Regions from separate parts of the Mus musculus genome. Here region 1 is linked to region 2. Evidence: chromatin loops called from intact Hi-C (ENCODE). Cell type or tissue: heart. All regions are shown on one strand.

Evidence for each region. A loop is a pair of places that touch in the nucleus more often than their neighbours do. Peaks named below come from ENCODE experiments on the same cell type or tissue, not always from the same donor. Only the 100,000 strongest peaks of a DNase experiment are listed, where the experiment ranks them.
Region 1: it touches region 2 in a loop (7-fold over the local background); 1 of 42 quality-filtered maps calls a loop at or near these places.

Annotation. Positions count from the first base shown.
Region 1 is chr3:34,005,635-34,010,634 of GRCm38, forward strand. Gm46798 (a long non-coding RNA gene) reads right to left here. Exons shown (of 2, transcript XR_001783802.1): 2 at 3,170-3,367. Among named protein-coding and RNA genes, the nearest start is that of Gm46798, 3.7 kb to the right of the region's middle. In heart, no CTCF peak of the experiment used is centred here; a DNase peak (open chromatin) is centred at 2,737; H3K27ac peaks cover 714 bases.
Region 2 is chr3:35,489,606-35,494,605 of GRCm38, forward strand. No RefSeq gene overlaps it. Among named protein-coding and RNA genes, the nearest start is that of Gm38512, 86 kb to the left of the region's middle. In heart, no CTCF peak of the experiment used is centred here; no DNase peak of the experiment used is centred here.

The DNA.
Region 1 (5,000 bases), 1.5 Mb before region 2:
TTGGTCTATCAGAAGTGTGAGCTACTTGGAGATGGCCATTTGTACAATGTCATTGTTTTTCTCAGCCATTAAGAGCACTGATTGCTCTTCCGTTGGGCGTGGGTTCAATTCCCAGCATGTACGTGTTGGCTCACAACCATCTGTAATTCCAGTCTCAGGAGACCCCACACTGTCTTTCAGCCTCTGTGGATACCAAGCATGCATGTGGTGCACAAGCATACATTCAGGCAAAATACCCACATACAAAAAATTATATAATAAAAGCAAGTATTAAAGAAATAGCCATTTGGGCCAACAAGATGACTCAATGATGGCTGTTGAGCTGAGCTTGCTCCTGGGACCTACATAAAGGTACAAGAGAGGAACAAACTTCACAAAGTTGCCTTCTGTTGTGCACACTCACCAAACATCATGTATAGGTACCCAGCAATAATAGTACATTTTATTAAAGTACCAGCCATTTTTCTTTCATATGGTTTATTTTTATTGCCATACCATCTTTTGATTATGCGCATGGAAAGTTTTCTCCTAGTGAGAAGTTTAAAATATTTAGTTAGGTACCCAGTCTTGAGCAGTGGCTTCTGGGTGCTAAGCTGTGGTGTAAAACCAAGGCACGAGGTGGGACTTTCAGTGGCAGACATGATTTGAAAGGGTAAAATCTCCCCCAGACAGTAGTGATGTTGCAGGACTCTTTCTGGAATAAGCACTGTGACACCAATGAGAGTGGAAGTGAGGAGATGTCATCGGGTGGGTGGAAGCCAGGACAGCTCCTGAAAGGCTTCCTCCCCAGGCTAGTTTATATTCCCATTCAGTACTCTAAAACCACAAGGTGGGGAGGGCAAGCAAGCAAGAATTTACAAAAGCTCACAGGGCAGCCAGCAGGTTGCTAAGGGCAACAGCCCATTGTCTCAGCTATTTCTTCAGGTCATTCTGTTCCAGGTAGCAGGTGAAGTCAGGCTTGACGAATAGGCAGTAGAAACAGTATTTTAAGTAACTAAAGAGATTAATAAATCAACATCCAATAGTTGGCCTTTTGTACCTTTTTCTACTTCAGTAAGATTGTGTGTTAACATGTGCAAGATTCTGAACTTAATCCCAAGAATTATTATAAAAAATGATTACACATATACCTGGCACTCTGTATCTATGGATTCCATGTGGTTTCAATCAAACTCAGTTCAAAAATAACTGTCAGAACTGGGATCTGCAGAAACTTTCTTGTCAATATTCGCTAAGCAAGATATTGGAACAACTCCTTATTTGCATAGCATTTCTATGGCATTGGTTACTTCACACTCCTCAGAGATGATTGGCTGCCCGTAACACAGGGCTTTTGATGGCTCAGCAGCTACTGCTGCTTGTCCCTGTAACAGCTCCCCAGACCTGAGGAGGCCCCAAGACCTTAGAACAACTGACTTACTCCATGATGGAAATACCATTCAGGCCATAAAACTCAGCATGTAGTAGACTACCCCACCTGCTGAAACGAAAACAAAGTCCATAGTTCTGAGATGGTCTCTAAATGTGCTAACCTTGCCTTTTGGCTTCCATAGTTCCCAGGCTAGTCACCAACTGGCTAATAAAGATTTTTTTTTTTTTTTTATTGGCTCAAACCTGCATCTGAGTAGTTTTCTCTGGTGGATCCCTGACAACAGTCGCCAAGACTGACCGCCTGAGTCTGATCCCCTCACATGGTAGATGAAGAGAATTGACCCCTACAAAAGTCCTATATGCTGCACCTGCCCCCCCCCCAACAAAAATAAACGTAATAAAAATTATATAAAGGATAGTGTATATGGATTACATGTAAATACCCCCTTCTTTTTTGTGAGGTACTGGGATACCTGCAGATTTGGGTGTTCTTGAGTACACTGGACCCAGCCCTCAGGGGTACTATAGGCCTGTGTCTCCCTCAGGGGTACTATAGGCCTGTGTCTCCCTCAGGGGTACTATAGGCCTGTGTCTCCTTGCTCAGTATTCATGATTATCTTCTTTGTCCTTGCTAGAAAATATTTTATTTTATTTTATGGCCTTCCCAGCCTTGAACAGGCTAAACAGACAGTGAGCGCTTGCCACAAAGGATATTATCAACCTTGGTAGAGTCACCTGCCTTACTTGCACGTGCAAGTTCCTACGGGAACTTAAAAGAATAGACTGCCCACTGACCTTGCTTTGCAAAACAATCCAGCTGAAACCAAAGGGTGGGGTCTGTGGGCTTGCCCTTTATAAACGCAGTGCTGAATTTTAAACTTGGAGCCTTGTCTCAACTTCATTCTTCTCTTAAAACCCCCACCACACTGCACTCCCCCACTCCCACACACACCCCCCTTCTCTTTTTCATTTCCAGTCCCCCTTTCAGGTAAACTCAGTTTGTTCATGGCCCCTGGACAGCTATATTATATTATTTTAAAATTTGAGACAGGGTCTCCCTATGTAGCCCTGTCTGGCCTGGAACTTGCTGTATAGACTAGGCTAGTCACAAACTCAGAGATTACTCTGCCTCTGTGAGATTAAAACTGTGAACAAGTCAAGCCTGATTTTGGAATAGATTTTGATGGAAACGGTAAAGGAAGTTTGTGCATTTGTCAAGCCAATTTCGGCTTCGGTGTTAAATAATCAGGCCTTTGAGGACTGATGCTAATAATAGTCACACGTAGTCCAAATGAGAAAAAGGACAGGTGGCCTGGTAAGTGGGCACGGCATGCTCCTGACACTCAGCACTCACTGGTCACCAACCCAGAAGCTCACCAAATCACAGGGTGGACAGTGTTTACGCAATTAGTCTCTAGGGCCCTTTCCCTCCATTCTGAAGGTCAGGGGGTTGGTCTGGTTGAAGTGCCTGTTTTAAATTATGCTTCTCCAGCCACTGAGTAGCTTTTTGCAAGATTTGGCACAACTTGTTCCAGGAGATTTTTTTTTGAAAACTCAAGAGTTATTTTAGACATCTCAAATTTTGATTTCTTGAGGAAAAAACAGTGTAGTCTCAATTAGACAAGTTTAATTTATTTTCAAGTGTACCACTTTGGGAAGATTTAAAATCAAGGTGGTGGGTAGTATATCCTTTTTATGTTTGCGGAAGTGAGGAATGCAATTTCCCCCATCTTCTGTAACATTTCAAAATACCTTTTCATTAAGACAACCTAAAGTAAAAATTCTGTCACAAAGCTGGTCAAAACCTAGCATTGTGTTTATTGAGCTGTGTGCATAGGCAGCAAAGGAAAATGACCTGGGCATGGTAGTAGATTGCACTTGGTGCTAGGGCAGGAGCATCACAAGTTGGAAGCCAGTCTGGGCTATGCAGTAAAAGAAACCCAGTCTCTAAAAGGGAGGTTTTGTGCGGAGTTGAGGACTCCATTGTGTCTCTACCCTAAGAAAGGAAAGAAAGAAAAAAAGTACCTGTTTATTGTAACCCTAGGTTCACACACAAACAGAGAAAAATGACCACAGATAGTTTAAAGTTGGGTTGTATCGTCACCACCACCACCATCACCACCACCATTATCATCATCATCATCGTCATCATTACCATTGTCATCATCATATAATCATCAATCACCCACCACCACCACCACCACCATCTTTGTGAATGACAGACATCTTTGAGTCGACATCTGGTTTCTTCTTCAAATATCCCCCACTTATTTTCTTATTACTGTGTGTGTATGATATATGGTGGAGGCTCACAAGTGCCACAGCACACATGGAAAGGACACAGGACAGATTTCAGGGGCCAGTCCTTCCCCTGAGTTTTCAAGGGATCAAACTCCAGTCTTCAGGCTTTGGCAGCAAGTGCTTTCACTGAGCCATCTTGCTGCCTGCCCCACTTTAGTTTTTGAGACTCACACTGAACCTGCAGGTTCCTGGTTGGTCTTTGCTGACTGAGCAGCAAGCCCAAGGCATCCTTTTTGTGTCTGATTCCCAGTGCTGGAACTACAGGTATTGAGGGCCATGCTCAGCTTTTATACCAGTGCCAGGATCTGAACTCATGTCCTCCTGATTGCATGGCAAGCACTTTACCAATGGAATGTAGTCTTCAGTTCCCCTTTATTGATTTTAGGATTGGGAGCCATTACTTCGTTCTGTAAATTACATTAAATGCTGTTTGATGAGCTGAGCAAACGAGCTGTCTTCTCTGTCTTATAGACAGAGAAGGTGTGGAGAGAGCAGAAACAAAGCACAAATAGAAGATCTGTCATTTCTGTCATTTCCCTCCCATGATGGGGACAGAGGATGAAAACAAAATCAGCCAAATGAACAAACAAATGACAAACGGGCATCAGATTATTCCAGGCTTCCTTTCATGAAGATGAAAGGTCACAACTGAAAGAGACATCCCCCTTCCAGGCTCTGGAGTACTGTAGAGGGTGGCCGCTTGGCTTCTGGATGAGTCAGTCAACAACTTAGCTTTGGTTTGAGGACATGGAACTTCAGTGTGGGTGATTCCAATTTGATTGTCAGCTTGTCTGTGTGGTCCAGTACAGGGCAAAGCCGTGGTGCCACCTACAATTTTTACTTAACTAAAATTCCACTGTGAGTTCAGTTTAATATGCAATTAAAAATTAATGGGGCTGATATTTATTTATTTATTTATTTATTTAGTGCTATTCTTTAGTGTAGAAAACTTGGAGTACATAAGAAAGCACAAAGAAAAACTAATTATAATGGCACTGCTCTATAGACCACAGTTAACATTTGGGTCCAAGCTCCCACGCCCCTTGGTGCAGGGATGAAACCAAGACTAGTTGAGTGTTCTACCACTGAGTTACACACTCACCCTGTAGAAGTCACTACAGCACATTTTCAGTTGTTGAATATACTATCTATGCTAACCGACTCCACGTATAGCTTTTGCTGGTCTGTTTTATATAGTTCAGTGGCTGGAATTTTATTGTATGAGTTAAAATATGCCTCTCTCCCCTGTGACCACTCTTTTTGCTTCTCTCTTTGTTCAGAGACAGAGTTTGATGGAGCCTAGACTGGCTTCAAACTTGTCGTGTAAC
Region 2 (5,000 bases):
GTTCCATCCCTGTGTGGTCCGTTCTACCCCTTCTCTTGGTGGCCCTTTCTTCTTCCTCCCTGCGCTCTACCCTGCCCCTAACCAAGAAGTCTTGCCTTTTTTTTATCCTGTTCAGCCATTGGTTGTTGGCTCTTTATTGATCAATCAAAACCAACTAGGGACAGGGACCTTCAGTGTTTGGACATGCAGATTCCTGTTTGGGGGTGGGGACAGCAAATTAAGACCAAGCATTAGAACCAATACTAACATCAATACACACACACACACACACACACACACACACACACACACACACCAAAGCAACACAAGAAAAAAGAAGCAGAAAAGGAGGAGGAAGAAGAGAATAAGTTATTGATTTATTGAGAGATAAGGATCTAGAAATTAACTAATTAAAATAAGTTAAATGTAACATTTTGTTTTTCGGAAAGAAGATGGAGAATAAATCTGTATGGATTTCTAAAGGCATTTCAAACAGTCGTGGAATGAAAATTTTAAAAACCAACCGACGTTCATCAAGAAGGTAAAAATGACTTGGTGCCAGAGTTGACTGTTTAGGGGTCTTTGGAGAATTGCCTCTGTATGCTTTACATGGGAAGCATGGGAACGCATTACCAGTCTGAAGCAGAATAAAAAACAAAAAACTGAAAATAGTGTACCATGACCATCCTCATAATGACGGCATCCAAAGGAGGACTTGATATCTTAATTGATGGGAAATGATTTTGAAAATCTTGGTCCCATTCTTCATCCCCTGTAATTAACTAATGTCCTCAGCAATGTTTTTTCTCAGCTAAAGTCCAATGCAGAAACAGCACAGTTACAGGACTTGCACATTTCTCAGGATGCTCTGAACTTTCCTAATTCCTGTTCTGCTTTAGCCTAAGCCATAGGCAATGGCAAAAATACATAAGGCATAAACACTGCCTCCAAATACAGCAACCTGGCTTCTCTGCTTCAGAAACCTAATGCCTTTGTAGTGCCAGGATGACGAGGGAGGCACTGTGTGTATTAAAAGGTAAGTGGCATGGATGAGAAGACTAGAGTCTAGAAGAGAGTGTACTCACTATACTTAATGTTGAAGCCAAACCAAGTCCCAAAAGATGGAGATTATAGAAGAGGAGCCCAGAGGTATTTCAATGAAGAAAAAATAATGAGGGAAGACACAGAAGTAAGAAATATTGTCCCAAACTCAGATCAGTGAACAGAGGGTATCTCTTCCATCCAAGGTGCATAAAAACAAGAGATGGTTAAAAAACAGAGTTGAATGAAGCCCCTACCAGAAACTGTGCATCATCTGACCCAAAATGTATCATTTTCCTCTCTATTGAAGAGAATATAGCATTTTTAATAGAAAAATAACACGAGGAATTAAAGAACGTATTTTCTCAGCCTCTCTTGCAGCTAGATATAACAACAGGCCAAATTCTGGTTATTGCGAAGAAAGAGAAAAGTGTTCTGAAAAATTATGATAGTTCCTCATAAGGAGAAGAAATGGCCCAGAGTACTGTCACCAACCCTTAGCCTAAGTCTGCAAGGAAGAATTTTGGTAGAGACACCTACAGAAAAATATGAAAAGATGAAGAACAAGTCCTTGGCCCTCCAAGCATAAAATGGCAGCCATAATATTTTGTGAACAGTCACACATAGATCATACCATTTTGGTAACCCAGTGACAATGACAACTTGAGAAGAAGGTAGCCTCTTCACACAAAGTGTTCTAACATTCTTGACAATCTACCAAGCAAGATTTGTGTGAGACTGCCAGAGCTATTCCCAGAATACTGTCAGGAATGAGCCCCACACAGAGGACCAGAGGGCTTGCTGCTGCTGCTGCTGGTGGTGGTGATGGTGGTGGTGGTGGTGGTGGTGGTGGTGGTGGTGGTGCTGCTGCTGCTGCTGCTGCTGCTGCTGCTGCTGCTCCTAGCATGTCAGAGAGTGATGATTCATTTTCATCATCAGCTTGACTAAGGCACATCTCAGGTGAGTCTATGAGGGTGATGCCAGGGCTTCACTGAGAAGGGAAAAGCAGCATCCCGTGGCATTGAATCTGTGGCTGAACAGGAGGAGTGAGGTAGAAAGCTGAGCACCAGTATTCCTCATTCTTAGCTTCCTGGTCCACGGGGAAGTGAGCAAGCAGCCTCATGTCCTGTTGTCATAGCTGTGAGGAGCTCCCAATGCCATGCCTTCTCCGCCATGATAGGCCATACCCTCAACCCACGAGGACTAAACATCTGGGGATGTTGTGAGGACTCCCACTTGCTGATGCACTGCTTCTACAATTTGCTCTTAAAGGACTATGAGTTGATTCTTAGCTGTTTGTGTCTGGTTGTCTTGGTCCGTTTTCTGCTGCTATTTCAGAACACCAGAGTCTGTAAACAGCAATTTAGTTCCTCACCGTGTTGGATGTTAGGGTATCCAAGATCAAGGTACCAGCAGCTGGTATCCTTGCAGAACTGAGGGGAGAGGGACGGGGAGGGGGTAGAGAGAGAGAACCACTGCCAGGCCTGTTTGTAGTCCCAACAATCCATTTGTAAATGGATTGTAAGTGTACCCATAAAGGGTACAACGTTTACGACCTAAATGCCTCCCACAAGGCCCGACTTACCAGCACAGTTTCAATGAAGATCAAGTTTGCAACACATTCATCTTAGAGCTCAATCAGGCCACGGCTTTGGTGTACCATTGTGATAAGCAGCCAAGTTCAAAATCCTGTTTGTGCTTTAAAATGAAAGCTACTATTCAGAGGTGCCTGGCTACTCTAAATGTAATGTTCCATGCTTCTATTTATGAAGCCCATGTATTTCAGATTATTCATTCTCCCAAGAGAAAGGGTTAGTTGACGCTGGGCTGGGCTGTAGCATGGTGGGTAGAGTGTCAACCCAGCATACTAGAGAACCTGGACTCAATTCCCAGTGCCACATGAGCCTGAAATCCCAGCACCTCTAGAGAAATAGGTAATTGTGGTTACTATTAAGGTGAATACGTTTATAGTAAATCAGAACAAACTAAACACAAAATTCCTTTGTTTGTTGTTATACTAACATTTTCCACACTCAAATGGGACCTTTAGCTAACCCAAAGGGAAAAAAATCTATATATTATTTGTGATCTTATAGTATCTATGTATGTACATAACCATTAGTATACTGGTTATTTCCCCCAAAATATTGTAGATCATTTCTCGAAACCTAAACAAACTGGAGTCGTTTTTAATTGTGTGTTTATAGGACATCCTGATAAATTAAAATTTCACACCATATTCATTGATTAGAATGATCTATTCAATGGTCATTTGGACCAGGTAACTTTTTAGCCAATTACTTTACACCTACTACGTGCACAGCCTTTCCCTGAATGCTTCGGTAAATTGATACTCACAGGGAACCCACTTGGAGTTCTTGCTCTGTGGTAACTCCTTCCTCCAGTATGCTTGCATTTCAGTTTATTTGTGCAAGAACTCCCACAAGGAAAGACCATTCTTTGAACTGAAGCTTGAGAAATAAGAAGATTTCCCACAAAGAATGAGGAAGACCAGAAAACAGTATCAGGCACAAACAAGAGGTAAAGAAGCTGCAGCTGGGCGTGACAACCATAGGGCAGGTGGAGGAGGATGGGCAGACAGGCTCGTCTGGAACCTTGGTCAGGAAGCTTAGGGATATGGAAATTTAAAGTAACTCTCTCTCTCTCTCTCATGTGTGATCTCATGTGTGTGTGTGTCCATGTATATGTGTGTGTGGTTAATGTGTGTAAATGTCCAGGCATACACACCCATGTGTGTGCACGTGGAGATCAGAGCAAGATGTTAGGTGTCTTCTCCTCTTGCTCTTATTCTTATTGCCTTGGGACAGGGTCTCTCCCTGCAGCCAAGGCTCACTAGTTCGAGCTCCCGGGATTCTCCTGTTACTGTGTTACAGATATGCACCGCCATGCCTGGGTGCTGGGGATCTAGACTCAGGTCCTCACCCTTGTCTGGTGGGTGGAATCTTAAGAGAAGCAACACACCAGAAGTTAGAGAGTGAATATCACCTTGTGGAATCAGGGTGACACCCCAGATGGCTTGATGGTGGCATAGAGTTGTAGTCTCTTTTGAAGCACCTACAGAGTGTGAGGCACTGACCCGGACTCTAAAGATGCAAGGCCAAGGACAGAATGCATTCCTTATGAAAGCACACAGCTTGGGGTAAAGAGCAACACCCATGCATCAGCTGTGGTTTGGACAGGTGGATGCGTTGGCTTGGGAATGCCGGAGGTCCTTCCGCACGGTAAGAGGATAGTGTGTTTCAGTGAACTGCAGCTTTGGAGGAGAGGGCTCTGGGAGATGAAACAGGTGAGAATCCAGCAGGAAACATCAGAGCAGCATGTGCAGATGTGCCCTGTGTTGGGAGGATGCACATGCTCCAGGAGTGCAGAGGGAAGGCTTGTTTTCCTTTCCAGACTTTGTGCTTCTCTCTCTCTCTTGGTAAACTGCACCTCTCTCTCCCCACAGAAGTACTCAGAAAGAGATGGTGGTGGAGGGATGGAATTAGAATAAAAGCAAAAACCAAGGAGAAGCAGAACTTTTGAGAGAAGAAAATAAGCAGAAAAGTATCGAGAAGAATGTGAGCATGGTAGGAGGGACAGAGGCCAGGGCAAGGGCACACAGGACAGGACAGGGGACAGAGGCCAGGGCAAGGGCACACAGGACAGGACAGAGGTTAGGGGACAGAGGTCAGGGAAAGGGCACACAGGACAGGACAGGGGACAGAGGGCAGGGCAAGGGCACACAGGACAGGACAGGGGACAGAGGCCAGGATAAGGACACACAAGACAGGACAGGGGACAGAGGCCAGGGCAAGGAATTTCAGTGGCAGGACACACATACACACACAGCATAACACACAAAGATACACATCATGTACATACAACATAAACATCACACACCACTACACACACACACACACACACACACACACCTAACACCTAACACCACATACACATAACACACACCTCATACACACACA